Regions from separate parts of the Mus musculus genome. Here regions 1, 2, 3, 5, 6 and 7 are each linked to region 4. The links are chromatin loops, found by intact Hi-C in ENCODE. Cell type or tissue: left cerebral cortex. All regions are shown on one strand. Region 1 overlaps Adgrl3 (adhesion G protein-coupled receptor L3). Region 2 overlaps Adgrl3 (adhesion G protein-coupled receptor L3). Region 3 overlaps Adgrl3 (adhesion G protein-coupled receptor L3). Region 4 holds the start of Adgrl3 (adhesion G protein-coupled receptor L3). Region 5 overlaps Adgrl3 (adhesion G protein-coupled receptor L3). Region 6 has its middle 110 kb from the start of Gm22974. Region 7 overlaps Adgrl3 (adhesion G protein-coupled receptor L3).

What was found. Peaks named below come from ENCODE experiments on the same cell type or tissue, not always from the same donor. Only the 100,000 strongest peaks of a DNase experiment are listed, where the experiment ranks them.
Region 1: a loop joins it to region 4, with 2.7 times the contacts of the local background. A loop is called at or near these places in 5 of 42 quality-filtered maps.
Region 2: a loop joins it to region 4, with 3 times the contacts of the local background. A loop is called at or near these places in 6 of 42 quality-filtered maps.
Region 3: a loop joins it to region 4, with 2.5 times the contacts of the local background. A loop is called at or near these places in 2 of 42 quality-filtered maps.
Region 5: a loop joins it to region 4, with 3 times the contacts of the local background. A loop is called at or near these places in 5 of 42 quality-filtered maps.
Region 6: it touches region 4 in a loop (5-fold over the local background); 3 of 42 quality-filtered maps call a loop at or near these places.
Region 7: it touches region 4 in a loop (4-fold over the local background); 5 of 42 quality-filtered maps call a loop at or near these places.

Annotation. Positions count from the first base shown.
Region 1 is chr5:81,518,006-81,522,005 of GRCm38, forward strand. All of the region lies in intron 9 of Adgrl3 (adhesion G protein-coupled receptor L3), which reads left to right. Among named protein-coding and RNA genes, the nearest start is that of Adgrl3, 500 kb to the left of the region's middle. In left cerebral cortex, a CTCF peak has its summit at 2,147 (motif pointing right); DNase peaks (open chromatin) are centred at 934, 1,593 and 2,170; H3K4me3 peaks cover 583 bases.
Region 2 is chr5:81,154,439-81,158,438 of GRCm38, forward strand. The region is part of intron 2 of Adgrl3 (adhesion G protein-coupled receptor L3); the gene reads left to right. Among named protein-coding and RNA genes, the nearest start is that of Adgrl3, 140 kb to the left of the region's middle. In left cerebral cortex, no CTCF peak of the experiment used is centred here; DNase peaks (open chromatin) are centred at 1,610 and 2,053; H3K4me3 peaks cover 484 bases; H3K27ac peaks cover 684 bases.
Region 3 is chr5:81,081,753-81,085,752 of GRCm38, forward strand. All of the region lies in intron 2 of Adgrl3 (adhesion G protein-coupled receptor L3), which reads left to right. Among named protein-coding and RNA genes, the nearest start is that of Adgrl3, 63 kb to the left of the region's middle. In left cerebral cortex, no CTCF peak of the experiment used is centred here; a DNase peak (open chromatin) is centred at 2,068.
Region 4 is chr5:81,016,891-81,020,890 of GRCm38, forward strand. Adgrl3 (adhesion G protein-coupled receptor L3) reads left to right here and starts at 3,862. Exons shown (of 27, transcript NM_001359828.1): 1 at 3,862-4,000. In left cerebral cortex, no CTCF peak of the experiment used is centred here; DNase peaks (open chromatin) are centred at 2,450, 2,865 and 3,890; H3K4me3 peaks cover 1,416 bases; H3K27ac peaks cover 1,381 bases.
Region 5 is chr5:81,278,013-81,282,012 of GRCm38, forward strand. The region is part of intron 3 of Adgrl3 (adhesion G protein-coupled receptor L3); the gene reads left to right. Among named protein-coding and RNA genes, the nearest start is that of Adgrl3, 260 kb to the left of the region's middle. In left cerebral cortex, a CTCF peak has its summit at 2,491 (motif pointing left); no DNase peak of the experiment used is centred here.
Region 6 is chr5:80,782,165-80,786,164 of GRCm38, forward strand. No RefSeq gene overlaps it. Among named protein-coding and RNA genes, the nearest start is that of Gm22974, 110 kb to the right of the region's middle. In left cerebral cortex, no CTCF peak of the experiment used is centred here; DNase peaks (open chromatin) are centred at 1,962 and 2,888; H3K27ac peaks cover 796 bases.
Region 7 is chr5:81,268,406-81,272,405 of GRCm38, forward strand. The region is part of intron 3 of Adgrl3 (adhesion G protein-coupled receptor L3); the gene reads left to right. Among named protein-coding and RNA genes, the nearest start is that of Adgrl3, 250 kb to the left of the region's middle. In left cerebral cortex, no CTCF peak of the experiment used is centred here; a DNase peak (open chromatin) is centred at 1,506.

The DNA of each region.
Region 1 (4,000 bases), 500 kb after region 4:
TTGACAAGTTGTGAGGATTCCTTCAACTTAAAGAAAGTGAAAACTGTCTTATGTTTACACCAGGATGGAGGTTGTCCTCGACTGAAAAATGCATTTTGTGTGAAAATCAGATGTTCAGTGTGTGGTAACCTGTTTAAAAAAAAAAAAAAAAAAAAAAAAAACACTTATAAGCAGCCACTGTAGAGTTTAAAGTAGGTGTGAATGTCCAGAGAGCCAGATCTAGAACTATTCCATCTACCCAGAGTAGCAGATCTGTGACTATTAAATCTAGAATTTTCTTCACAATCTATTTTTAATGGTGTCAACATCCTATCAGATCAAACCAATGTGTGGTGTACATCCATCATTACCTTACATATCTATATTTCTACCTTGTACATTAGCCATCTTCAAGAACACTTGATTATTTCATGGATGACTTGAGTGATGCTCATATGGGAATCATATTTCTTAAACTATGACATGTCCTACCAGACTTGAGTTTTGTCTTTGGTCTTGGGTCTTAGGTCGCTGACTTTTGGTCACTGTTCTTTTTCTCTCTCTCTTTCTCTCTTTCCCTCTCCTCTCCTCCTTTCCCCTCTGTCTCTGCTGTTTTTCTTCCCAACCCATTTCGTGCTAAAATCAATATTTATTAATGAAATGGAGTGAGGAGTAAGATATTTGCTTTGCCTCAAACAGCTTCCTCCTAAACTATCCAAATAAAAATGTAGGGCAACCCTTGTCAAATTTACAATAGTTTCCCACAGAAGTAAAGTCAAGTTTGTTATAGGAATAGGCAGAGAATCCTGTCTTCAAATTTTCGTAAACTTAATATGGCTACAATATACAAGTCTACTTGTGGAACATGCGTGACAAAGGCATGGGACAATATGTGCTGTGGAAAGAATGCTGAAGACAGATGCTGCGGGCCAGATCACCCTCCCCCCTCCTCTCCTCCCCCTTCTCTTCTTCCTCCTCCTTCCCAAATACAATCTGCATTTTCTCAGAGACCCATTTAGATTATGCAAATGAAGAGCTCCTCTACTTGCTTGAAGGGAGCAGGATCTAAACAACAGCACACAGCCTGTGCACAACAGTTGAACAATGCAGATTAGGTGAACCTCCTGTCCTTATAATATGCTAATTAGTGCATTCCTGTCTCCTGCAGAAGTTCTGGCTATGTAGTGATGAATAAGAACTTTAAGCACACATGACACCTCGTTAAAATGTAATTTTCACATCATATATTTGAGCCCTTTACCTTGACAGCTGAGCAATTGTGAATGCTGGCCAGAGAATCCTGAACATTTTGAAAACGCCACTTGTTTGTTAGTTTGCTGAATCTGCTTGTTGAATGGCTAACTTATAGGTGGTGCTCCTGAGATGGGGAAACAGTGGGAAAGGACTGATATCTTAAGTCAGGCTGCTCATGGGATGGCAGGTTACAGTCACTACTGGGCTCCACTTGAGATCCCTTGCTGTTTCCAAAGTTTGGTTTGCCTCCATCTTTGTAGCTGAGTGAAATTTGCAAAACAGAAACAACCGTTTCACCACTTGTTGCTAATCTTGGTCCCAGCTGGAGTTTTTGTTCCTCAGCTGTTTCGCTGTGTGGGAGAGCTCCCTCCCATTCTTCCCGTGCTTCTTCTTTGCTTGTGGGGACAGCTGCTGCTGATTGACACTGCTGATGCTGCTGTTTCCAGGAAGCACAGGGAGAACTTAACAAAATCTCCCAACTCCAAGTCAAACGAATTAATTTTCTCCCACATTTTTTTTTAACCTCTCCTGTATTTTTCTCTCATCTTACTAAGGGTTAAGATTTCCAGAATGACATCATCTACTCTTCAGCCTCTGAATATAAAAACTACAGTCCTGTTCAAAGCAAAACCGACCCTCCTTTTGTACAGCTGAGCCCAGTGTTTCTTAAGAATCTGACATCCGAATGACCTTCCTAGTAGATGTGCTAGTGATAGAAAAAGGGGTCATAGATACAGGGTTTCTTTCTTTTTTTTTCCCTACAAAGCGATGCCGCTAATAAATGAATACCTATTAGAAGATAATCAAAATTATTTCTGCACTTAACATTCAGGGGCATATGAAGATGATGTCTTTGTGAATGAGGATTCTCACGCTCTCCAGCTGTCTTGAGAGGCTGTTGCACTGCTCGTTAGCATGTCCACCAGAGGGCAGACAGGTGGAACTGAAATAATTCTGCAGCTCCTTAGGAGCCCTCCTGGAATGTTTGGCAACAGTAGCAAGAATGTTATTATTGAATATGGGGGTGGGGAGGCTGCTTCAGTTGGACTCCTATCCTTCAGTCCATACTAGGACAGAGAAAAGAGATTCAGCTGAAATTATATTAGCTGCTAAAATAGCTACGTGTTTAATGTCTGATTTTAAACCTTTGAAGTAGTGGCCAAGTACCATAGATAACAGCTCACAAGCATGGGTTTTAAGTACAAATCTACTTCTTTCTCAGTAGAAGTCTATTCCACAAGAAATCAAAAGGCTCCAATAATTTTGATAAATGATGTAACTCAAGATACATAAATGATAGATTAAAAATCTATATTAATGTCTGTTTGTATAGGCTGTGGCTTGTTATTTTATTAGATCCCTCCGAAAGCAAATGGAGAGCATTTCTGTACATTTGCTTTGGAAGAGCTGGGTGTCTCTTCATGATCTTTATACAACAGTACAGATTCACATATCCTATGAATCTATAACTATTGCTGAAGATACAAATCAAAATTATTTTGTACTTCTTTTTCTGCACAGTGTACTTCATGAGTTAATTTTTTTTTAGCTGTAAAACTCAAGCCTTTAAAAATAATTTTAGGGGCTGGAGAGATTGCCCAATAGGTAAGAGCATTGACTGCTCTTCCACAGGTCCTGAGTTCAATCCCCAGCAACCACATTGTGACTCACAACCATCTGTAATGGGATCTGATGCCCTCTTCTGGTGAGTCTAAAGGGAGTGACATTGTACGCACATTAAAAAAAAAGTCTCTATAAGATAATGATGATGATGATGATGCAGAGAAACATCTTATCCACATGTAAATGTAAGAAAATAGCTGTATTTACAGTCCTTGTCACTCTGGCAAGCTTAGCTTTGTCATGTTGTCCCCATGCTTTAGAATAATGAAGAAGTCATAGGAAGATGCAAGGTGAAAGGAAGGGGTGAAGTCAAAGTGAACAGAGTGAGAAAATCTGTGCCAAACTTAATGTAGAGTGAAGACCAGCAAACTTGTCTAGTGTTTTAGAACACCCACCAACCCAACTGTGCTAGTTTTCGCATACCTTATCCTTAAAATCCTAGAAAGTCAGCAGTCCCCAGAAACTCAGTTTATAAACGTAGATGTGAACCAAAGAAGCTAAATTTGGAATTCTAAACATGTGATACTTTCATATTTCCATCTCAAGAAATTATCCACAGCACACAGCCTAAATGAGAATCCGATAGTGTGGTCTCTGCGATGGGGTACCTTGGTGTGGTAACTTCTTGGAAATACTTGAAGATGCAGATTTAATTACTGGAGGATTAGAAGGATTAGTTGGAAACTTTGCAGAGATTTGGAGCAATTGTAAGGACTTTGGAGATTGGAGAACTAGATCGTTGCTGCCTTTAAATCTCCTTAGCTGGTTCTCTCCATTTTCTGAAACCACACATGATGCTACCTATATTCTCATGCTCATTATCTTTGGGCAGCATTGGCAAAATGATGAAAGTTAGGATGAAGAAAAGAGATAAAAAAAGAGAGAAATACAAAGGAAATAAGTGTGCTTTCCCTTTGATGAACAAATGGAACATTGAATGAATGAGGTCTGTTTCCTTAAGGAGTAATGAGCTACCATATATATTTCATTGTTAAAATATTACATCTGAAGGTTGATTGAACTAGCCTCCAGAGATTAATAATATGAAACATGACAGAATGTGGGATGCTTATACATTTATAATTGGAATATTAAGTATGTAAACCATTTCTGAGAACAACTTAACTGTTGTTACATAGGATAA
Region 2 (4,000 bases), 140 kb after region 4:
TGGGTGGGGAGGGGAGCAGGGAGGAGGGAGGGTATAGGGAACTTTCAGGATAGCTTTTGAAATGTATATAAAGAAAATATCTAATAAAAAAGGAGAGAAAGAAAGAAAGAAAGGAAGGAAGGAAGGAAGGAAGGAAGAAAGAAAGAAAGAAAGAAAGAAAGAAAGAAAGAAAGAAAGAAAGAAAGAAAGAAAGAAAGAGAAAGCCCCAAGCATTGGGCAAACCCAAAGTGCTTAGGAAAGCATACTTAGAAAAGCGAGAGCAAGAGGAAAAGGAGGATTTATGTGTTATTGAATAATTTACAGACGTGGGCAGACATGACTTTGAGTGGTTGTGCCCTTGTAAACTACTGTGCTAAGGCTAAGACTTCTGGGATGGGAAACTTATCAAAGGGCTGGTAGTTCTGCCCATCTTTATTAGTAAGGCTTAAGGTGAACCAACCTTAAAGTGGTGGTCCTTTGGCCTGATGATTGACTTGGTGCAACTGGAATGATCGCTCTCCATCCAGGATTAATATTATAACCTCTTGACTAGTTTGTTGTTGTTGTTTTGGTTACCTTTTATTTATCAATATCATTGCTATTCTGAAAGTTTTATAAAATTTTTTATAAACCCAGAACAAAGACTCAATGCTGATTTTTTTTTCTTTCAGAGACATAGATCAAAAGATTATGTAGGCAGCCTATAGCAAAGGGATGAAATCCCCATTAAAAATTGCATATATTATCCAATGATATTATTAGCTTTGCTGGAAGGTAGTTGTATACCAACTGGTTAGCACATTACACTATTTTACTTGAGGTTGACAATGCATCGCTTTAAGGGGACTAAAAATACACGATGATAATTCGGCTAGGAATCTGTATCATTTCAACTGTAAAGCACTCCACAGTTCAGAAGTTCTCCTCGAAGGAGGATGGATTTGGCCCCGCCCCGCACAGGTTCCTGTACTTGGGAGAATGGGTGGTCCCTGCACCTCACCTGGCCAGCACAGTTCTTTTGTTATTGTTGGTGTTGGCTTGCTTTTTTGGCCTAAGAAGTTCTCATTCTCTGTCAGACTTGTAGAATCCTCAACGTTGGGTGTAGCTTTAGTCCTTTGGGTATTTCGGTTCTCAATACCAGATATAGAAAAAGAGTTTCCAAACAATTCAGTAATATTCAGATAGGGGAAGGATTACACAAACTGGACATAGCAAGGTTTTCAAACTGATAGTAGGATGTAAACAACTTTAGTAACCGCCCCATCCCCGAAGTTCTTTGGTTTTGTCAGAGAATGAATGAATGGATGTTTTTCTTTCTCAAACAAGAGTTGGTTCTGAGCAATGGTTTTTGTGTTACTCACACCCAGTGAAGGCAGGAAATGGGCGCCTGCCTGCCCGTGTTGTGGGGATTGTTCACGTGGTCACGGAGTACTTGCGAAACTGTGCAGCTCTGGCTCTCATATTCCCATTCTTCCAGGAGTAGCGCCCCACGAAGGCTGGTTATCCTTCCGCCCCCTTAGGCCGAGTGAAGGGCCAGGTTATTAAGGGGGCTTGTTTGCTTCAGTGTCAGGGCTGGGAGGTGGGAGGGTAAAACTGGACTCATTACGCTTTTCAGTTTATTCGTTTGTTGGTCCTCTGTCAAGCTGCCAGCCCTCTCAGTGGGATAACTGCCCCTTGTATAATAATCTACCAACATTCAGGGTGGCCGCATTCACTGTACCCATTCTGCTGTGGCCCTTCATTACAACTGGGTTTTGAATGCAAAGCTTCATGATATCTGGGTATAAACAGTATGCCAGGCAACAAAGACATCTTTTGTATTTCTTAATCTTCTAATCCCAGTGTTGTTTTTTTTTTTTTTCACAAGCTTTGAAGAGGGGATTTTCTGAAAATAAAAAAGGAAAATACACAGTCACTGCTCTGTTGTGTAGTCTCATAAAGTAGCATTTAGTGGAGACTGCACTGTGTGGTTCTTCTAATTTAAAAACCGGTTTGTTCCTTAGGTAAAAATGGGTGAGATTCCTGGCTCCTTTTCTACCTGTGGAGGTGTGAATGAATCAGCCTTTGTTTTCCTGGGTTGCCCCTGCCTGGCAGGTTGCTTTATTGGTTATTCTTGGCAAGTGCTGCTGAAGTGCCCATCTGATCACTGCAAGATCCTCCAGTTTTGTCCACCTCGGTTCTGGTTCTGCACAGCTCTCATTTCTGTTCTCTCTCCTCCAGTGACTTTGTGTCTCTGGCTTCTTGTTGATCACCTCCTTTGGCTGCTCTGATTTTTCTCCTTTTGGGGGGTGGGGAGTGGAATTGAGGTGTCTTTGGAATAAAGCTGACTGACAAAATAGTCCGGTGGCAGGCAGGTGAGAATTACAAAGATTTGTTTTGCCTTCTCTGCAAGATCCTGCCTAGTACTTCAGAAAAGAGGAAGAAAACACAACAACATAGGGATGCTGCAACCCTTTTAGAGGCGTCTGTTTTTGTTTTTTGGTCACTGCTTACCTCGATGCTTGTTGGAGTCTGTGAAGGTCAAGATGCTTCCCCCTTTCAGTTCTTCTTTTATGTCTGTTGAAGCCTTGAGCTCAGATGGAAATGAACTGCGTGCTCCCTCTTTATACAGGGATCAGTGTAAATGGATATTTAAATGATCTCATGAGAATTCATTGAGCGCCTGCAGTGTGCTGTGTTTCCCATGCAGTTTCTCATTTTACAGATGAACAGATGAACAGGCACACATGACACTGAGAGCCAGCTCTTCCTTCGGATATTCCTTGGCTTTTTGAGATTATTTAGGAGTCTTTAGTATTATGTGTCTTTGTAATTTGGGAAGAGCACTGACCTGCATAAAGTCTTACATGAAGTTTTATGCATATGTATGGGCACACCTATACATGCACACAATCTAAATATAGCAATGTCTAGTGATAACTTATGTACAGATGAGTATGAGTGTTGGTATAGGATCTCCGACCCCCCACTAGTGACATAACACCTAGGCAACAATGCGACCTGCACACCTGTTTCCAAGGCAACAGCCATCATATCCCCATAATCCGCTTGGCTCACCTCCCTCCTTTACCTGTGGCTTCATCACTATCCATATATGAAATGAAGATCCCTCTTCTCTCTCTCTCTCCCCCCCACCCCCGTTCTCTTTTCACTGCCATCTTGCACTTCTCTCTCTCAATAAACCTCATGTGGAACTGTTTGGCCTGGTGTGGTCTTTCTGAAGCCACGCTATACTACGATCACAACAATGAGATTTTTTTTTTTTTTTTGAGACAAGGTTTAACTCTATGTAATAGCCGTGGCTGCTCTGCAACTTGCTTTGCAGACCAGGCTGGCCTTGAACTCACAGAGGTCCACCTACCTCTGCCACTTAAGTGCTGAGATTGCAGGTGTGTGGCACCAGGCCTGGCTGAATAGGAGAAAGTCTTGAGTCTTTGACACACCTTAGTTAAAGAGAAAGGTCCTTCTATTTTTCACTTTAATATCTTCATGGTAGTAGTTTCAGACTGTCCATGTCAATATAAACTTGAGGAAAAGTCATGGTTTTGTGTATTTTACAATTTATATAGACATATATTTAAATGTTAAATGTTTATGGGCAGGAATAAAGGAAGACAAGAGAAGAGGAGATAGAAAAAAGGAGAGAACAACCTGATAGCAGATTGTATCCACTCAGAGATATAGACATTATATAAATAGAATAGGTCTCCCAGTTTGAGGATCAGTGAGAAGACACACATTTGCAACAGGAACCACCAAAGCAGAGTAAGTCTATAAGAGTGTGCATATCTACTGAAGGAACTTAATTATGTTTTTGTTTCTTTCAATAGAATGGTTAGAAAAATCTACCCAATACATACATACTTCCATTACTTTATATATCTGTAAATGAATAAAGTCCTCAACTTGTGATTGGCTTTCATCTTGGTAAACTCGTCACAAGTTGGGAATACAATTCAAAATCATTTAATTTATTAAACACCTAGAAAAAGTGTAGCCAACCCGGCCTTTCGCATGCTCC
Region 3 (4,000 bases), 65 kb after region 4:
TGAACCTTAAAATGTACATTATTTTATCCATTTCCCCAAACTGTAAACCATAGATTAATTAGTCTTTGTATTGTATTAATACAGCTAATTACACATCTTCTATCAGTTGGGTTTATCTTCAAACTGGCTCATGCTGTATATATATGCCAGTAACTTCCAGCACCCGTATCTTCTCGCTGGTGTAACATCTTTTCAGAAATCAAAATGAATGGCATGATAGTGTAAAGAAAGAAAATCGTTAACTGTTCAGAATTGGTTAGACTTCTTCCTGGTTCCAAGCAAACTAAACAGAGCATACTTTCCCTCTGGCTAGTGTTCTGCATTGTCTTCACGGTATTTGTGTGGCTTGAAACCCCATTGGGCTGAGAGACAGTTTCATGTTCAATTCTGAAATCTCCAGAAAATGCCTCCTGAAATGAGGAAGTCGGGAATGTTTGCTTTGCATCTTTCCCTAAGACCTGTTCTTTCTTTCTTTCTTTCTTTCTTTCTTTCTTTCTTTCTTTCTTTCTTTCTTTCTTTCTTTCTTTCTTTCTTTTTTGAACTTGTTCATATGCTAAGATACTACATTTGGTTGGAAATTCTATTATTCAGTGATGCAAATCAAAGCAGACTCAAGTAGGCTTCCCAGGCACAGCTGTGTGACATATTAGATTTCCATTTCCTATAGTTTCAAAAATCATTACTTTATGACTCAATTTAGGAAACATTTGAATAAATATTTGATCTACTAGAGGCTTCAGAGACTTGCAAAGAAGTGTAAAAATGGAACTTCAGATTTTACTTGCATCTATGAGACATTTATGATTATGTCAAAATATATGATAACCATACCATTTTCCTTACCATATATGGTGAACAAGCAGCAGAGAGCAGTATATTCTAGATAGTTTAAGATGGATTGTTGAATAAAAAAACTACTAATGATACAAAAGGATTGCAGAGTATCTGAACCATGGTGCTTTGGTGAATTTATGTGAGTGAGAGATAAAAAAAAAAGAATGTGTAAAATGAACTCTGCATACTTTGTTGCCCTGTACTAAAACATTTAATCAAGATATTTTTAAAATGCAGAAATTATGTAAATCACCATTCTCTTTTTTAGTGGGCACTTATTAATTTATGTGTTCATACATAATAACATATTGAGATTAAAAACTGTAGTTTGTGTTTGAAGTAGAGTCTAGTTGGGAGAACAGAGTGTGGCAGTACACAGTGTGGCATTGAATATTACCTTGGAAACTTTGTGTCTTTCTGACTTTGGAAAAGCTATTTCATGTTACTTTATTTTTATATCCATATATGTGAACATCAGAGTGGGTAAACAAAGTTTTAAAAAATTGCACTAAAAGTGTGTGGTAGAATGACTTACCCAGTGTATACTTAGCCACATCCATATTTGATTGACCTGAACTCATAACTTTTTAGGAGATTTCTAATATTAAACAATTAAACCATATCTTTATGCATATTTAAGTGAAAAGTAAATAAGGCATTGATTTACTAAGGTGGTTTAAGGACTCAAACTATTAATATTTTGAAATTGGTTGTGTGTATGTATTTTGATTCTGAAGGAAAGAAAAATGATTAAGGAATTATGATCAAATACAACACACAGCATGTTGTTACCGTATTCTATTTGCAAGGACATCTTAACCTACAGAAAGGGGGAAAAGACAATATATCCTTTCATCAGAATTAATATTTATAATAAGCTCTAAAAGCTGTACTGTTTGCCAAAGAATAAAACAAAGTACTTCAGGCAAAGGGGAACGCATGTGAAAATCCAAAGCTTAAGATAAAAAAAAAATAATAATAATACTGTTCTTTCAAGCAGCCAAGTTCATCCAGGCTAGATATCAGACTTCAAGTGATGCTCGAGATGTTAGCGAAATATCACACTAACTTGGTAAAACAAAGACCAGAAAAGGGCTTGGAATGGCATCTTTAGAAGTTTGTCTTTCAGCATCATCCTCTGTTGAGAGTGGTACTCAGGAGTTAAGAGTTACCTAGGAAGGTTATATTTAATATACAACAGCTAAAGCCATTTTTAATCACTGTCACACATGGCATATGACTGGTTGTCTTTGGCTACAGCATTACAATTTTCTTTCTTATACATTATGCATATATAGTACATCTATCATGCAGTTTGTATGTCTTAATGTATTTTGTGTGAAATCCACTATGCTCAGTGTCTGAATTTCTTCACTAGAAATCTGTTTCTCAGTAAATCCTATTTTTATCTCATGAATGTTTTAGTCTTATTGGGAACAAGTACGAAACTCACTACCCTGTTATTCCCTAGTGCAGCCATTTTTTTTTTTTTAATGGAAGACATTTACTTTTACGTTCCCTGAACAGTGCATTAGTCATCACCCTTGTTCGGGCCTATGCTAAACTAAGCTCACATGGGAGAGCAGCCAAATGACTGGCTTCTTACCCTCATCTTCCGAATTCTGGGGCTCTGACCTGTGCAGAGTCACACTTACTCAATGATGACCAGGTAAGAGATTTACCTCTAGTAGGGAAAATAGAGTGGAAGACTTTGATTTTCTTCCTCTGCTTTCATTTTAAACTATACGTTTCTACCATTTCACCAGGGAATCAAAACCTCTTGCCTGTTTTGGCTTATATATTTATGCCCTTGATGTATGTATAGCTTTTGTTAACTTTAAAAAAAATCTGCTGAAAATCAATTACAAGAAATGTCTTTTAAAAATTGTGCATTGCTGTGAAGATAAATCTAATTTACTCAGATACAGTTTTAAGAAATGTTTAAATATAATGGAGCATTCGAAATCTTGGGCTGCTATCAAAATTGAGAGACCCAGCAATTGGGACTTAATTCTTTTAATAATTACACTCGAGTTATAGAGTAGTTGTCTTTAATAAAGCATACTTGGGAAAACATTTTGAAACAACAAAGTCCAGTATAATTGGAAAATCATCTATGCTTCTAAGTCCTATTCATTTCAGCATCATGGTCGACACTTTCTGTGGTTTCAACAAAAAGCCTTACTTATATGTTGTGTACTGACACTGCCTATGACATGCCATTGTGACTAACACACTAGTCATTTCACATTTTCTGCATGAAAATTGTAGCCATTTGGTTTCCAAAGGAACAGAAAGAGTTTCTGGGAAGAACCAAGTAGTTGTAGGTAATGGGACAGCAAGCAGTACACCTATAAAGAAGGGGAGAAGCAGGAGCAGACAGTGTAGGTATTGGCTTCATTGCTGTGGATAAAACACACAATGTCAGTTTCATGTAGGTTTTCTCCTTTCTTCCCAGTTAATTACTTAATCGTGACAGTTTCTAAATAAATAGAAGTCATTTTTAGTAGATGGTTCACATACACAAATGTTTGTGCAGTGCCTTTATGCCAGGAAGAAAAAAAAAACAAACTAGACTTTTAGGAAATTTTCACAGTTGTGGCAGATGCTCTTAATCTAGCCAGTATTAAAAACTAAACTTCTCCATACATAATTGTGGTTGGGTTCTACCTTTGATTTTATTCAGCCTAATAACAAGTCTTGCTCTATAGATAATTGTTGATGGTTGCAGACTCCGCTTTCATTCAATTAAGCCGGTAACCTTTTCAAGAAACTGTCTGGGAGGAAGCCAAGAATTCCAGTCAACTGATTTTTTTTTTCTCAGGGAGCTGAACTGAGATCATCTTAGCCTAGAAAATGTTCCATGTAGGCCACAGCTGCGTTAATTAACCTTTTATTAAACTACGGTCCCTACAGTCAGAATCACAGATAGCCAAATGTAGTAAAGAACCCAAATCTAGATTTAGATTTTGTTCAGAGTAATTACACACTTGGAAAGATGTAATAAAAAAAGGGCCTTTGAGATGCATGTATTCTGAAGGATCCTCAGTGCGTAAGATGAAAATTCACATTCTCCTCTTCTTGTTTTCCTTTCTACACTTATGCCCATGTATATTCAATAACATTGAATCCAGTATGTGTTTCATGAAGTTTTGCTTTATGTGTT
Region 4 (4,000 bases):
TATTGATTTGCCTCAGATTAAATATCAGGTGTGCCAACTCTTTCTAGTATCCTGGAGTAAACAACCCCAAAACACCATCCAAGTATTCCTGGAGCTACTTTGTATCGAGGGTCTGTGCTTTAAGTAATCTGCTTTTGTCTTTTCTCTAACATGAAGAAGTCCAGTATAATTGGGTAGATGAAAATGCACAGAACTTACTTTGCTCTCATAGAGGACTCACCTGAGAATATATCAGCAAGAATCACAGATTTACTACCTGGAGAGAGAGGTTTAATCAAACGTAGAAGACTATGCTCATCATATCAAAAGTGACTTGAAAATACAGAGGTTGAGTTTAAAATATGGATAACTTCTGGAAACAGTGTAATTTGACACACAGCTAAACTACACATGCAATCAATACTCCTACTTGCACTGTGTTTAAAAAAAAATAAGCTGTTTTTATTACCTTTTCCCCCATCACTAAGTAGGATCTTTGAAATTCTTTATTTTTGGTCCATGTCCACATTGGCTAGCTAAGGAGTCTATAAGTAACATTTTTACTTATAGACTCCTTAGCTATAGCTATAAATTATTTATATTTGTCTTCCTGCTGCCATCACTAATAGTATGTAATATCTTTGATTTACTTCATACCTTATACACTTAAAAATATTCTATTATTTTTCTAAATAAATTCACTAAGCATATGGTAAATAGGAACTGAGTTGTTTCCATCTTGCTTCCTTTACAACTAAGAGTCTCTTGTCACAGTTTGCTAGTCTAGTCTTGGTGAAGCCCTTGTTTAAGTCACAAGTGAGTCCAGATGTCAATTTGTATTTACGTATCCAAGGGCGCTTATAAATGTCCTGTATTAAGGGAATAAAAGCAGCCATACTTGAGCCTATGAAAATCTACTTGGTCAGAACTCAGCCATTAAATCTCTTTGACTTTCTATTTCCCCCACTCCCAAATGAATTACTAGATACACAAAGAGCATATAATATATAGTATATTCTTTCCCAATATAGCTTGGAACTTACCTTTAAGAGAGCTCTTATAATCTGAGAAGATATAGTGACATGCAGCTAATTATTTGAAAAGAGACCAAAATAAGCAGGACAACATAGGCATTGTGGTAGAGGTACCATCACAGTGCTGTGTGAGCTAGTTAGCTGCTTAGTCACATTTTCGTTCCCCATGACAGCATGCCTATAAAAGTAACCTCATGGGAGGGAACGTTCATTTTGGCTTACAGTTTTGGAGGCCTCAGTCTAAGCCTAATTGTCTTTGTTGTTTTGATATTTACGATACAAAACAATACCTCTGATTGTATAACAAAACAAAGCTGTTCACCTCCGTGACTGGGATACAGGGTACTTGGTGGGAAGGTCCCTGGATCCTCTACAAGGTTCCATCTTCAAGGTTCTAACATCCTTAGAGCAAGCCAACCTCTTAAAAATTCTACTACCCCACAAAATCATCAGTAGCTGGAGACCAGCCTTTAACATAAAGTCCTTTGGTGGATACTTAGGATCCAAACTGTAGCAGAGAAGATAATGGCTATGGTGTGTGTAGCATATACCATATGTTACAAAGGCTTTTTCTCACCTTGGGATAGCTAAGAAAGGGGTTCTTTAGAAAATCTGGTGGGGGGGGAGGGTAGGGGGGACTTTTGGGATAGCATTGGAAATGTAATTGAGGAAAATACGTAATAAAAAAATAAAAAGAAAAAAAAGAAAATCTGGCATGTGAGTTGAGCTTTGAAGAATGAAAGAAATTCATTCTTGTGTCAGGGATGATCAGATAATTACGATGATGGTTAGCTTTACAGATCTGCTGGGGTTGTAGTTTCCAACTTGCAAATTCCCACAGGCCAGGAGATCATTATGACACTATACTGCCTCACTATACAGCCTCATTCAACTTGGGAGACCTGAATAGGAATGTGATGTACCTGTTGGTTTCATACAATAAATCCTAGTCACTAGACTATGCTTATATAGAAACTACATCCACAGTCCTTGAAGCGATAAAATGTTATAGGAGAGAAGCGGGGGGGGGGAGGGGGGGAGGAAGGAAGGAAGAAAGAAAGACATTTTTTAACAATTTCATTTACAAAAGCATCCCAAAGAGGTACAATTAGTTGATGAAGGTCACGTGGGCAAACTTTATCACAGCAGAAGGCATGGAGATAGAACCAAGACAGTTTTCTATATCCTTCATGGTAATTTTTATTGTAGTGAAATCAAAATCATTGAGTCTCTAGGTCCTATCTTTTCGTAGAAAGGTGTGCTTTCAATTTTGCAATGAACTTGTACATTGAGGTAAGTTTCAAGAAACATAAAATGGACTCAAAGCAGGCAATGCTTTAGAAGTCAGCACCCGCATAAAGAACACGTGGAGTAATCTGCACCTGAAAAAAAAAAAAAAGACACTGGCAGAACTCCCAGCCTGGTACCTCATTCACCTAGAGCAGAAGAGTGGGGGAGGAGGAGAACGGGAGGGAGGAAGGGAGAGTGAAGAGATTGAGTGGAGAGAGGGGGGGGGGCTAGAGATGAGTGGAAATGGAGAGCAGAGAAGAGAGAGAGAGAGAGAGAGAGAGAGAGAGAGAGAGAGAGAGAGAGAGAGAGAGAGAGAGAGAGAGAGATGCTCCTATCCAGGAGAGAGATACCCTTTGTCTGACAAACCCTGCAAGGGAAGCCTCCCTTAGCCGCCCCACGGTTCCCACCTCCAAGATTCTGCGGAGCGGCTAGGTGGAGCCCGCGCCCGCGGAGCCCTCGCGGACTCCAGATCCGGGTTTTGCCGGCCGCCCCTTTCCCGGCCTTGGAGCCCCCCTCCCTGGTCCTGGGAGCTCTCTCGCCCCGTCACCCCGCCAGAGGCTCACTCGGGCCTCGGCTGCGTTGGCCGCTGCGCTCACGCTGCCTGTCTGCGGGCGCGACCGCCCCCTCCGCCCGCTCGGCCCGCAGCGCTCGCTCCAGTTCCCAGGAGCGGGGATGCAGATGGCACGGCCGGGCCAGGAGGGCGACGCCGCCACCGCTGCCGCCGCCGCCGCTGCTGGCATCTCGCGGACTGCGCGCTGCCTCCGCTCCCGCAGCTGCTACTGCTGCTGCTGCCGCCGCCACCGCCTGTGACTCGCCCCCCCCCCTCCCCTTTCTTTCTTCTCGCTCTCTCTTTTATTTATTTATTTATTTCGTTGGCCTCAGTCTTCTCCCTCCGGGTGTGCGCGCGCGGGCTGCACGGTGTGCTGGGGCAGGAGCTCGCCCCTGTGTGTGCGCGCGAGGGGAAGAGCGTGTGCGTGTCTGGAGGGCGCCCCGAGCCTCAGTGGCTCCGGTGGGGAGTCCAGAAGAGAAAAAAATAAAATTAAATAAAATTAAAAAAAAAAAAAAAAGAGGACCGAAGCCGGCGGCCGAGGAGGAGGTTGGCGGTGACGGCATCGGCTCAGACCCCGGGCCGGGCGATGAAGCTCCCGCATGCCCGAAGCTACCCGGCCTGGCCGGCGAGCTGATAGGCGACCACCGGAGCTCGGGGCTCGCCCCCCGCGGCAGGCACGCAACCCTCGGCGACCCGGCGCCCGCTCTGCCCGCGCGTCCACGCCGTGCACCCGGCAAGGAGTTTGCGCGGCTCGCGCCTGGGCTCTCGGAGCGGGTTGCGGGCGGCAGAGCGGACCCTCTGCTGCCGGAGCACCTCGGGGGCAGCAGGAGGAGGACGGCGAGGAGGACTGGGCGGAGAAGCCACTACTGGTCCTCGCCGCTGCCCCTACCTATCCCCTCCCTCTCGCTCGGAGGCGGAAAGGGGAGGACGAGGAAGAAGAAGAAAAAGAAAGAGAAGGGGGGTGGGGTGGGAGAACTGGATATAAAGATCGGCTGCGGGGGGGGGGATGGTGGAAGATTTTTGGTCTCCTCAGCAGCTGCTTTTCTTGCGGCGGCGGCGGCGGCGGCGGCTGCAGGAGGAGGGAAAGCAGCTCTGGTTATGACTGCCGCATGTTAATAGCTCCCGCTTGGGTCCACCGGCTGCAGCG
Region 5 (4,000 bases), 260 kb after region 4:
CTATAAAGTGCATTCCTCAGTTCATTACGTTCCATGACTCAAGATCCACTTACATTTATCATGAGTAATTTGTAAATGCTTTCGGCAGTGATGTAGAAAGGCTAGTCAACAGATTATTGCAATGGTTCTGGGATGCCTATAAGTTCTCTATCTCAAACTGGATAAAAAGATTTGTAGGTCTTCGAAAGTGTTCTACTTTATAATGGAATCTTTTTAATTGAGGTTCATCATTGAAATCCTGATGAGACTACATTTAGAAAATTAATTTAAAGTACATTAAAAATATTGTTATTTTTGTCCATTATTGTCATGATTGTATGCAGTCATAGGAAATGCCTACACCCTGTGAATCAGACCAGTAATGGCATTGGCTCTACAAGATAGTCAGGAAAAATTGAGGAGTTTGTTCTCTACTTTTACTGTGTGTCCTGAGGACTGACCTGGGAATTGTCAGGTTTAGTGCCAAGTGCCTTTATCCACTGAGACATCTCTGAGTACAGCTCAAAATCTTAATGTCACATTGTACTTTAAATATCTTACATGATGTCCATAGACTTTTCTTTATAAACATGAACAAAACAAAATTACAACACTATGCAAAGACCTCCAACATATTTTTCTAACCTTAAATATTTTGCCGATAACAAGTTTCTTTAGTGTATTAAGAACATTTCAGTGATTTATTGAAATAGTTCTAAGAGATTTTAACTTCATAAGTTATGGTTAGCTATGCAATTTTATAATGAACCAAGTGGTTTCATGTTTAATGTAGCATATAGAATTATGTTTAAGGTGATTGAAATACAATCATAAAGATATAATCTATTCTGAGATAAGCCTAGTATCATTTATCTTATAATTTGTCCTAGATTCTAAGACTAGCACTTGGAATGTAAAAGAATATATGTGAATATAGGTGGGATAAACACATGTGTTACATGAACACAATACAATAAAAATGAGTAAACTCATTTGCAAATGAGAAGACCTCAAAGTGCTTTAAAGCTGATAATAGCATTTAAAATAATTCCCATTGAATATCCCCACTTGAGTTATATTTCTATATTAGTCCATACATTAGATACTACGTGACAGAAAAAAGTTATTGCTCCTAAAATTACTACAAAAATAGTTCATCATACTATATTCTTTTATTATTGGAAAACATAGTATTTTAATAGTTCTATCCATTTGTCTCAATATATTATGGCTACCAAGATAAATCCCAGTACAGATTCATTTACTAAAGTACTAGTTTGTCTTGTTTAGCAGAGCATGGGGACATAAATAATGGGGGTGGGAATGTATTTTACATTGTTCTGTTCATGCTGCTTTATAATAAAACAGTGGGCGTTGGGTCGTTTGGAAAATTATACATCCTTATGAGACTTTAGGTTGCATCAGATCAGAGGTATTTCCTGTTTTGCTCCTACTGTGTCCTCAGACTTCATAACTTGTGCAAAGTAGAGACTCAATAAATATTTATTGAATAAATGAACAGTGACTTCCTGTGCATATTTTAAACAAATGACTCTTTGGGGAAATATTATTATATACAAGTTGAGAAAATAATTTAAAAATCAAACAGTTCCCTCCTAGCATGTCTTGTCTGGTAATGATCCATGAGCTCCTTGGTTCTCTCTCTCTCTCTCTCTCTCTCTCTCTCTCTCTCTCTCTCTCTCTCTGTCTCTCTGTCTCTGTCTGTCTGTCTGTCTCTCTCTCTCTGTGTTTTGAAAAATGTCACTTGTGAGATGTGTAGGGTTATATATGGACTGCAAGATTTCAGGAAGTATGCAACTGTGCTTAAATTTTTACATGGTTTTTATTTCAATCTGTTGCTCATTTATGTCAAAGCTTAATGAGCTCTTAAGAGAGCTCTTAAGTACTTGAGAATAGCACTAACTTGCCTTCTCCCCTCTATTCGGGATACTGATTTTGTATTATAAACAATAATATGAAGAATTCTCATGCTTGATATAGTTCCTAACTGTATTAGTCAGGGTTGCCTAGAGTCACAGAACTCACGGAATGTCTCTATACATTAAGGGAAATTGTTGGAATGACTTACAGTCTGAGGTCCAGTTAACCCAACAATGGGCAGCTGTAATTTGAAGTCAAGAATCTAGTAGTTACTCAGCTCCGTGAGGCTGGGCGTTCCAGCTGATCTTCTGTATAAGTTGGAATCCTGAGGCAGTAGGTTCCAACAAATGTGCTGGCAAAAAAGGACAATCAGGAGAAGAATGAACCCTCCCTGCTTCCATTGTCCTTAGGAAGGTGTGGTCCAGGTTAAAGTTATGTGCCACCATATGTGGACATGTGCTGTTCTTTATTTGGAACTTGCTCTGTCCCAGGCTGGCCTTGAACTCTGAGATTTGCTTGCCTCTGTTTCCTGGGATTCAAGGGATGTATCGCTTTGCCTGGGTTTAAGCTTTTCATGGCTGCTATGCTTCATGATTAACTGTAATGTGATCTGACGCCCTCTTGTGGTGTGTCTGAAGACAGCTACAGTGTACTCACATACATAAAATAAATAAATAAATCTTTAAAAAAAGCGTAAACACACAAACCTACTGTGTATGCTGTGAAGATTAAATTATTACCAATATTCCTAAAATCCAAATAAGATATATGGTATAATCTGGAAGAATCTTTGTTGATCAACAATGCTCTTGCTTTTCATGAACTCAAATGCTCTAATTTTAATTGATTCTGGTGAAATTTTATAAATACATTGATTTTAGCGTGCCATCTACTGTGTATAATATGTGAACTCCAGCTTTGAAACCAACCGTTAAGTTGCTGGAAGTCTCTTTGTTTAAGTTCCATTTCGAGCAGTTAACAATTTTATCCCAAGAACAAAATTGCAGGCAATTCCTACTAAGAATTTTAGAACTGGAATGTAGAAGTAGCTTATTTTGTACTACTGCATTACAAGGAAGCTTCCGGAGCAGTCAATAAAGCTTACCCATTTACAGGCATTGACTCGTGGTGAGCTAAATGCCACGCTTTAACTTAGACCTACCTAAGTATTTTGATATTCATGAAAAATTTATTTCTGGATGATTTATATGTTTGACTATATCTAAATTTGGTCACTCCATGGCAAATACTTTTTAATTAAATGAAAATATATTATAGCTTAATTACAATTATAGAACCCTGATAACTTGCTGATGTGTCCATCGACAATATTCATTTCTGTGACATTTGATTTGTAATTTTAGAAATGCACAATTTCAACAACAAGCACAGATAATAAAATAGAACTAAACTCCTATTCTTGAAGAACAAAAGATACTTTGATGTTTCTAATTAAATATGGAAACATTTATAAGTGCAGAATTTTTTAATAGTGCAAACAGAATATGCAGATTTTATTAAACCCAGTACCCATCTTGGGAAATCAATGTAATGATAACCACATAGGTTTTACTTCTCGGTAATGAGGTTTTTTCACTATATTTCATGTTTGGCCTTTATCTAAATGCTCTGACAGGTTGAACACAATTCTACATGAGCATCAGATATGTCCAGATTTAACAAAGATCTAGTCTAGCTTAGCACTTAAATGCAAGAAACCAAATGATATCAAATTATTTGCCCTTTTATTGCCTTTTTCCATCATCATAATATTTTACTTTTTTGTAAATTCTAGATATTCATAGGTCTGTGCTATGCCCCATGTGCACTAGTTTTACATTAACTCATGTAACATATATGAACTTCAGTTCTGACACATTTATATATACTCTGTTTTCCTTCACTTGTATGCAATGTATGATGTTTTAACAGGCACGTCCTTATTGTAATGAATCACCTTAGAACAGCAGCCCTTGAATGTATCACAGTATATATTGCAACAGGTGCTTCAGCATAAGTGGAAATGGAACAAAGTAAAAACTTCATTGTTGACATTAGGCTACTGGACTAATTCATCTCCATGGCTTCTTAACTCCCACTCTAATGGTTGCCAAGATTGTTCCAGCAACTGCACGGAATC
Region 6 (4,000 bases), 230 kb before region 4:
TATGATTTAGTTACATACTGTACTATCCATACCTGCCCACACACCCACACACCCACACACACCCATGTCTCACACAGAACCATGCTTGTCCCTCTAGAGTTCACTAAGTTCACTCTGGCTGCTCCTGAACTGAAGGTACTTAGGTTACAAGTCACTGACTCTGACATACTTATCCTGCCCCCGTGCCTTAATCTCCCATAATTTACACTCTAGACACTGATAATAGAGAAGGGTCCATGACTGTTGGTAATGAACAGACATCATTATGAATGGGCATCAAAAATGGTCAAAGAAATGATACTGAAAAACAAATTATGATGAAATTTTTCAATAGCAATAGGTATAAATGCAAATAGATTCTCACTTCACCTAGCACAAATAGATTTCCATTTAAGTAATTAAATATAAAACTGGATAGAACCCAGATAGATGTTCAGCTTCACTGAGCTTACATAAATGAAAATTGAAACAAGAAAACATATTTATTACTAATCACACTCACAAATATCTCTCAGGATGAGAATATTTGATGACAGAATAGAGGCTAGAGGCAGATATAATTATACTCCTATAAAATGTTCACACATGATATTTTCAAAAATTAGTTTTCTAATATGAAGAAAGATTTAAAGTTCTCACCCTATAGCAGAATAAAGTTGTTAAAGAAAGCTAGTCAGAGATGTAAGACCAAATATGTACATAAAAATATCCACTGCTCTTTTATTTAATGTACCTATTTAAACCAAAAATTAACTCAAATTACATTAAGCCAAATATAGATTATTTTTCAGGGAGGATGTAATACCTTTATTTCAAATTACATTAAGCCAAATACAGATCATTTTATAAAATAGAGTGCAATATCTTTATTGCATAAAACTATTAAAATCAGATTTCATATATATATGATCTTTCCCAAGAATTGTAATTCTTGAAAATTCAGATTAGTTTTATTCCATTAAGCGATTGAGGATTTTACTATATCATTACATACACTACTCACTATATAGCTTTTAGCTATGCCACTTAGTTTGGAGATGTTCATAATATATTCCCATTCCAACTTCTACTTTTGCTAATAACAGGTGAAAAACAAAACATACCACTGTGACAGTATTGAAGGTTAGCTAAGTATAATTAGATGTTCCATGAATGTTACAGCTCCCTACACACCCATCCCTAACTTATCTCAAGAAATGCTTCTAATAAATATGTATGTGAGCATATGCTTTGCTGCTGACTTATAATATATACATAACACACTATAATGATATGGATGCCCAGTTTTGGTCATAAAAAAATGGCGACCTGGAAATATCAGGCTTTGTCCAAGCTCACACAAGCAGTCAGTAAATTACAGCTTTGAGATAAGAATCCAGTTTGCTTGGATCTAGGTTTATGGCTACAAAAGATACAATATGTATGAACGCAGAAAACTAGGCAGCCTGTATAAACCTGAATGCCTGAAGGACATCTTCCCACTCCCAAGTTTAACAATCACCTCCTTGTTTCAGAGCTATTATCTGTGAAGTATACTGACTTGGATGAGACCCAACTTATTGTCTTGCTTTCATTTTGTTTTTAATTGGGACTTAAATGCTGGCAGCTATAAAGACTTTTGGCATTTGAAATGCAAAAGTTGACTTTTCTCAACCAGCTAGATTGGGTCCTTTTACATAAAGGAATTCACTGCCGATTGTGGTGCCAAATGGTCTAGATGCTCTGTAAAACCAGGGGTGAATCAGTCTTTATCAACTAAGAATGAGAATTCATTACCATCTCTGGGTAACTTTAAGGATTCTTTATGACCACAAGATTGTCACAGCAGCAACAGCAGTTCTGTGTCTGCCCACTCACCTTTGAAAAACAGGAACATGAAACCAGAATAGATCCGGCTTATTCTGCATGATGGTTCCAAGCTGTGTGGGAGAGCTGTGTGTGTTCTTTCCTGCATATCTTTGTAGAAGTATATTGCAGTGATCCTGCGGGCCTAAGGAGTGGTGGGTGTTGTACCATGTGGAGTTCATTTTGTGTTTGTGGGAAGAAGAACAGTAGGAGGCTAGCATGATGTGTCTGGAACACATATCGGGTATGAGTTAAGGATGAGTCGAATGTGTACCTAACAAGTAGCAACACATTACATGTGCTTCAGTGGGACAAAATTCATTCCCACTATACCTAGAATTAAATGTGAGGCCACTCATTGAAAAATCCAGGCACTCCCTTCTAATATCATCTTCACAGACAAATAGAAATCAAAGGTAGACATAGTAGCACAGGAGGCATCAATTTCCAAGAAACTAGAAACACTGCATTTCTATCACTACCAAGAAATGAAAGTAAACTTTCTAATTTAAAGTCAGCACATTGTTTTCCCATGGTGTGGAAAAAAAAAAAAAAAAAAAAAGGATCTTAGGAAAATAAAAATAAAGTCGATGGGGATGAATTCAGAATTCAATATAAAGTCATGTTAATCTTAAAGGTTTAAAATTTCACCTTAAAATCAGAAAATATAAAATGAAAGTTCAGGTAATTGATAATATACTCCTTAATTATCACCTTCCCACTAACACCATTTCTCTGATAATTTGTTAGTCAATTTATTCCACATTAACTGTGGCCAATTAATTTTCCATAAATACATGCATTATTTGGGCCCTGTGTTGTGTGAGGCTTTTTTTCTAGGGAGATAGGAGCCAATGGATATTCAGCCTACATAAGGCACCGACAATGAAGACCAAAGAAACAAGTCGATGCAAATCTAGGTCACTGAACAAAGGAGTTTATCAGAATTAGTCATCGAAGCATCAGTGGCAGAAATGCCTGCATCACCAAAAACTCTTCCTCAATCTAGTGACGTCGCTCAAGATGCCTGTATAAATCTTGCTGAACGAATTTCAGGCTGCTGAGTAAACCAGAATCCACTTTCCTCAGAGGATGATCCTGCTTACATAAATGTAGGAGGGAACTTAGGAATCTTTGCACCTTCTAAGCTCCCTGAACCAGTTGATTAAAAAACTATTTCCCATCCTTCTGGAAGGAGAGTTTCATTTTAGAGAGAATGTCTGTATGACCGGCTGCGACTCACTGGAACACAAGTTTAGCTTCAATTATTTTTGTAGTACTATCAATGTACAACCCTGTGTATGTATTCCAAATTCTAAAATTCTAGTTAGATCATCTGTTTCTACAACTTCACTGCAGATTCTTTTCCTTACAGAGAAATGAATATTTTTATTTGCATTCCATTTCTAACATAGAAGATGTTCAATGAAAATTAAGTTGTGTTTAATCTAATTGAAGTATATATGAGGATGGAAAGGGAAGAGAAGATGGGAACATACCTACAACATAGAGACTGGTGTTCTATGGATAACTGCCAACTTACATCATAGACTATCCATATCATTGTTTCCCGTTCTGTATTGGTTATTTCTCCCATGTCTGAAAGAAAACACCTATAAAAGAGAAACTTAAGGAAGGAGAACAAACTTGTGTTTTGCCTTATGGATTGAATATACATTCCAGCATGATGTGGAAAGTTTGGTGTGGGACCATGAAAGATCTAGTCACATGCCACTCACAGTCTTGCTGAGAGAAATGGATACTGGTGATCTTCTGTCTTCCTCCTTTTTTTTTTTTTTTTTGCCTTTTATTTAAATCTTATAAACTAGCTTATAGGATGGTATTGGTCTTCCCAAATATGTTAAACCTCTCTAGAAAAGCCTCAAAGGCATGTCTCCTAAATAATTCCAAATTCTATTACCAATGTAGATTAACCATCACATGGGAAAAAAAACCCTTATAATAGTAATGCACATCTTAGACCTCAATACAACTCACTCCTAATTAAAGGAAGACCGTAATTCAGGAATTAGGGCTCCACATTGAGTTTCCTGGAAGGCAGTCTGCACAATTGAATCAGTATTGAAGAATAATATAAAAAGAAGCCAAACTCATTATCTAGTCACCAGCAACATCAAAGGTGTCTCATAATACA
Region 7 (4,000 bases), 250 kb after region 4:
TAAAATCAATGAATACATTATTTAGGAAAAAGCTTGGAACATTTGAGAACCAATCCTGAGAGGATGTTAGCCCTTTTTAATACAAATGCACCTTCGTCCACACCACATACTAGATAACATGTAGAGGGCTTAAGGACTTAAAATATAAACTATTCTAATGGCAAAAGGGGGTGGGAATGTAGTCTGTATGTGAATGGTGAGCTGGATATTTTGTGAAATTAAGGGTAATAAAAATTATCTCTAACGCTGTGCGATAACGGTTTTGAGCGTTCATAGAAGCAACAATTTCTAGATAATGAACAGTCTGGCTTAGATATCACCAACAGAGTAAACAAAACACTTATTTATCTAATATGCAAAAAGAAAAAATCCTCAATCTGTCAGGGTGCATGGCAGAAAGGTGAGTAATATTTTTAATACAAACAGAAGTTCAAATTGAACAGAAGTCCATTGTAATCAGACGATTCTGTGCTACAAGAAAGGACAGCAGATGTAGTGAGTTTGCTTTATACATCTGCATGGCCAAAGGCAATTAACTCCCAGACCCAACTTTCCTTCCACATTTGCATTTCTGGCTAAAGTCAATACATCTCCTAGTCTGACCACCACAGCGTCTTAAAGTTCAGTGGAGTAAGAAAGAGAGGTCAACTCTCCAGAAGTCTCAGGAAGCCAGACTCAAAGGCAGACCTCCGGAAGAGGAAACAGAATTTTTTTGCTACAATAGACTTACGTTAGTGGTACGGAACTGTGACTGTAGGACATTTTCAAAGCCCTTGTTTTCCGCTAACACACGACAAAGAAGAGGTTATGAGGGATCCTCTTTCCGGGGTCCAGTGCCTCCTTGAGTCTAGCTTTACCAGCTGTCCACAATTTGGCTTTTTTCCCTTCTCAGCTGAATTTGAGTGAGACTTTCTCAGTGAAGGACATTGGGGGCTTGCTTGAAGGAGGGGCTTTGCTCTAATTAGCATCACTATTAGAAACGCCCAAATCCCCTGTTTGCTTCATCAAAAGAAAAAAAGGACAACCTGTCCCCCACTCCACCCTCATCCACTTAGGCCTCAGCCTTGGGTTTTAATCCATGTTCAGCCCTACCACCTGCCCAGTTGCACTTCTCTAGGACCCCCTGGTGTTTTGCCTTAACACCCCTCCCCCCGCACCCCCTGCACCCCGGCACCCTGCCTCCCTCAAGCAGAAAGTATCTTCAATATCTTCAGAGGCATCTGTTGCCCAGAGAACCTGACCTGAACTGTTACATTCATGGTGATGTTCCAGATCTTGCAGATATGGTCTCAGTTTTCTTTGGTTTCTAAACAGGAAGGCAAACTGTTGTTCTTTGTTGAACTTGTGTTGGGAAAGTGTGAGCTTCCTTTAACTGATCCTTGCAGTGTGTTTAAAATCACCCAGAGCATCTGGTCAACTCTGAAAAGAGGTTTAAGGCATAAAACACAGAAGTCTGATCATGTGTTTGCTTCATTCCACTAGCACTGTTGGCATAGTTCGGACGAATATGGCATGCCCACAATCTGTTGCTAAATTTGAGCCTTCATGACTTGTCAAAGTGCTCTCGCTTAAATTCTAAGCAACCCAACTTGTAGTGTGATTCCTCCTGGTGAGTGGCCTTGGGCTCATGACTCCCACTGTCTTGTCCTCAGTTTCCCTTTGCAGGTTAGGCATAATGAGAACTCCCTTCTAAAGTGCTAAACGTTAAATGAGCTCAGTCTTATAAAGTGCTAAGTCCTTGTGCTATCATTGCCTGCCTACGCAGGAACTGTGGCTTTCATGTAACTTTGAGTAGAATCAGATTGAAACAGCACATAGAGTAGTAAGTGTAAGGGAACCTGTCCTGCTTTGTGAGTTGGGGCAGAGATGAGGATGAAAGACCTTTAAGGGGAAGTGCTCCTGTTCCCTGATGGTTTTGCTTGAGTTGCTTTCATTTATACTTCTTTAAGAAGAAGGAGAGAACTAAAGTAACTTAAAGCAAGACACAGACATTTGCACTTTAAAATTACTTAAACCGAGACTAGCCTTATTTTTAAAAAAAACAAACGGTAAAGCTCTATGCAAATATGACTTTTTGGAAGAGAAGTGTAATGCATTATTGCAGTGAACTGGAGTGTGAAGAACCTGGGAGTTAACGTAACTAAATCAAAAATTGCAAAACTGGGCCATTTCTGAGTCTTAGAATCCCTGATTTTGCACATAGATTTATGTTGGTGTATGACTATGCATGGAGATAGTTTATTGTCCATTCTCTCTCTCTCTCTTTATGTATATTTAAGCTTTTTGCTTTTATACATACACATACATAATACATAACAAACTCAGAGGGGTTAGCATTTGCTTATATGAACATCATATGCAAAAAAATTTTTATAATATGAACTGAATAGTTGCAAATATGGAATTGGAAATGGCTTTTTCTTTCTTGAGTCCCTTTACATTGTAAGTAACAGGAGGGTCTTTCTTTGAAGTTTCTTTAGTTCTAAATCCACTCCCAGAAAATTATAAATAGTCTATTTGTTTACTTCCAACACCTTCATCATGGGCTGTGTATTTTACAGATTATAAATGCAAGATTTCATCATGGAGTCTATGCTATATATTTCTTTCTGTCAGTTAAAATAAACTGAACAACCACCGCAATGAGACACAGACCAATTTCATCATCTTAAACTAAACTGATACTTGGTTTTGCTTTGGTACCTAAATTTATGGAGTGTAAAGAAACTGAAACACTTCAAAGAGGCAAGTTCTTCAAACTACACGATTCCTGCAGTGTAGAGGCAATCACAGGAATGAGGAAGAAGTGCAGACATTGGTGGGAACAGCATCAAAGCATTGTTATTAAATATGAAAAGGCAGGCTAAATCACACATCTGAAATATCTTCAAAGTTGAAGATATTTTTTGTTAAGACGTGAGTCATAGACGAAGAACCGCCAACTAAGAAAGGTAAATTTACAACAAAAGCCTTGGCACCTCTGGAGGCTGGACTGGAAGCACCCTTAATAAATGATCCATTCCTTAAGCAAGCTTACTAAAAGTTAACATTGTGGCAGACATTGAAACCCCCAGAGAGAACAAAACAGAAATCCTTGAATTTATATTCTCATTTGGGGAAATGGAAAGGAGAAAAATAGTTGTACTAAATTCTGATGTTACATTCCGTAGCTACTCTATGATTCTAACCTATACTGTGAATAGTTTCTGTCTGAATTAAGAAGCGTATTTGATGCCATCAAATATTATTTTCAGAATATGACTGGCTATTTCTATTATCATTTTTTCATTTAATAGTCTCTTACTATACTCTGATTTGAAATGTATGATTCAGTCATCTAATTACTAACAAATTTACTATTATTTTTCCAGATTAAGTCATTAGTATTTTTGAAATTTAACTCATAAGATTGTGTTGTGGCGATTAAGGGCTTGCCCTTGGGACTCAGGGTGCTTAACTTGAAAGTTATGCAAAATTGATTAGCAAGTATTCTAATACAGCGTGCTTTTGTTACATCATCTGCCTTTTCATGTGTGAGAAAGAATGGGTAGCGTTTTAAAGTAGGAGAATTGTGTGTGTTAGCTCCTATCTTCTTTGGCTGCAGTCTTACAAGCCCAACTCTCAGCCTTGATCATGGAGCAGCGATGTTCTGCAGGAGGCTTAGTCTGCAAAACTCTGTTAAAATGCAAATTACATACTGTTAAATAATGGGAATTTAATTAAATTAATGGGCTTTCCATTTACATTTCTAATCCCTTTTGACTTATTTCATGTTCTTGGTGACTGTTAGATTCAGTGTGCTTTCCAGAATGAGACCTGGGCTGGCACTTCAGATTTCCTGCTTCCTCTTGGAAAGGCCACCACAGTATGTGTGAAGTTGGGCGCCATTTCTTAGAGTGATTTATTTACTGACTCCTAAAATGATTAGACCTGACAAGATCTGAGATTACTAATGGGTTGTTGTGATAGTTGCTTGTCTGCTTCAGTCCTGAGGGCAGGG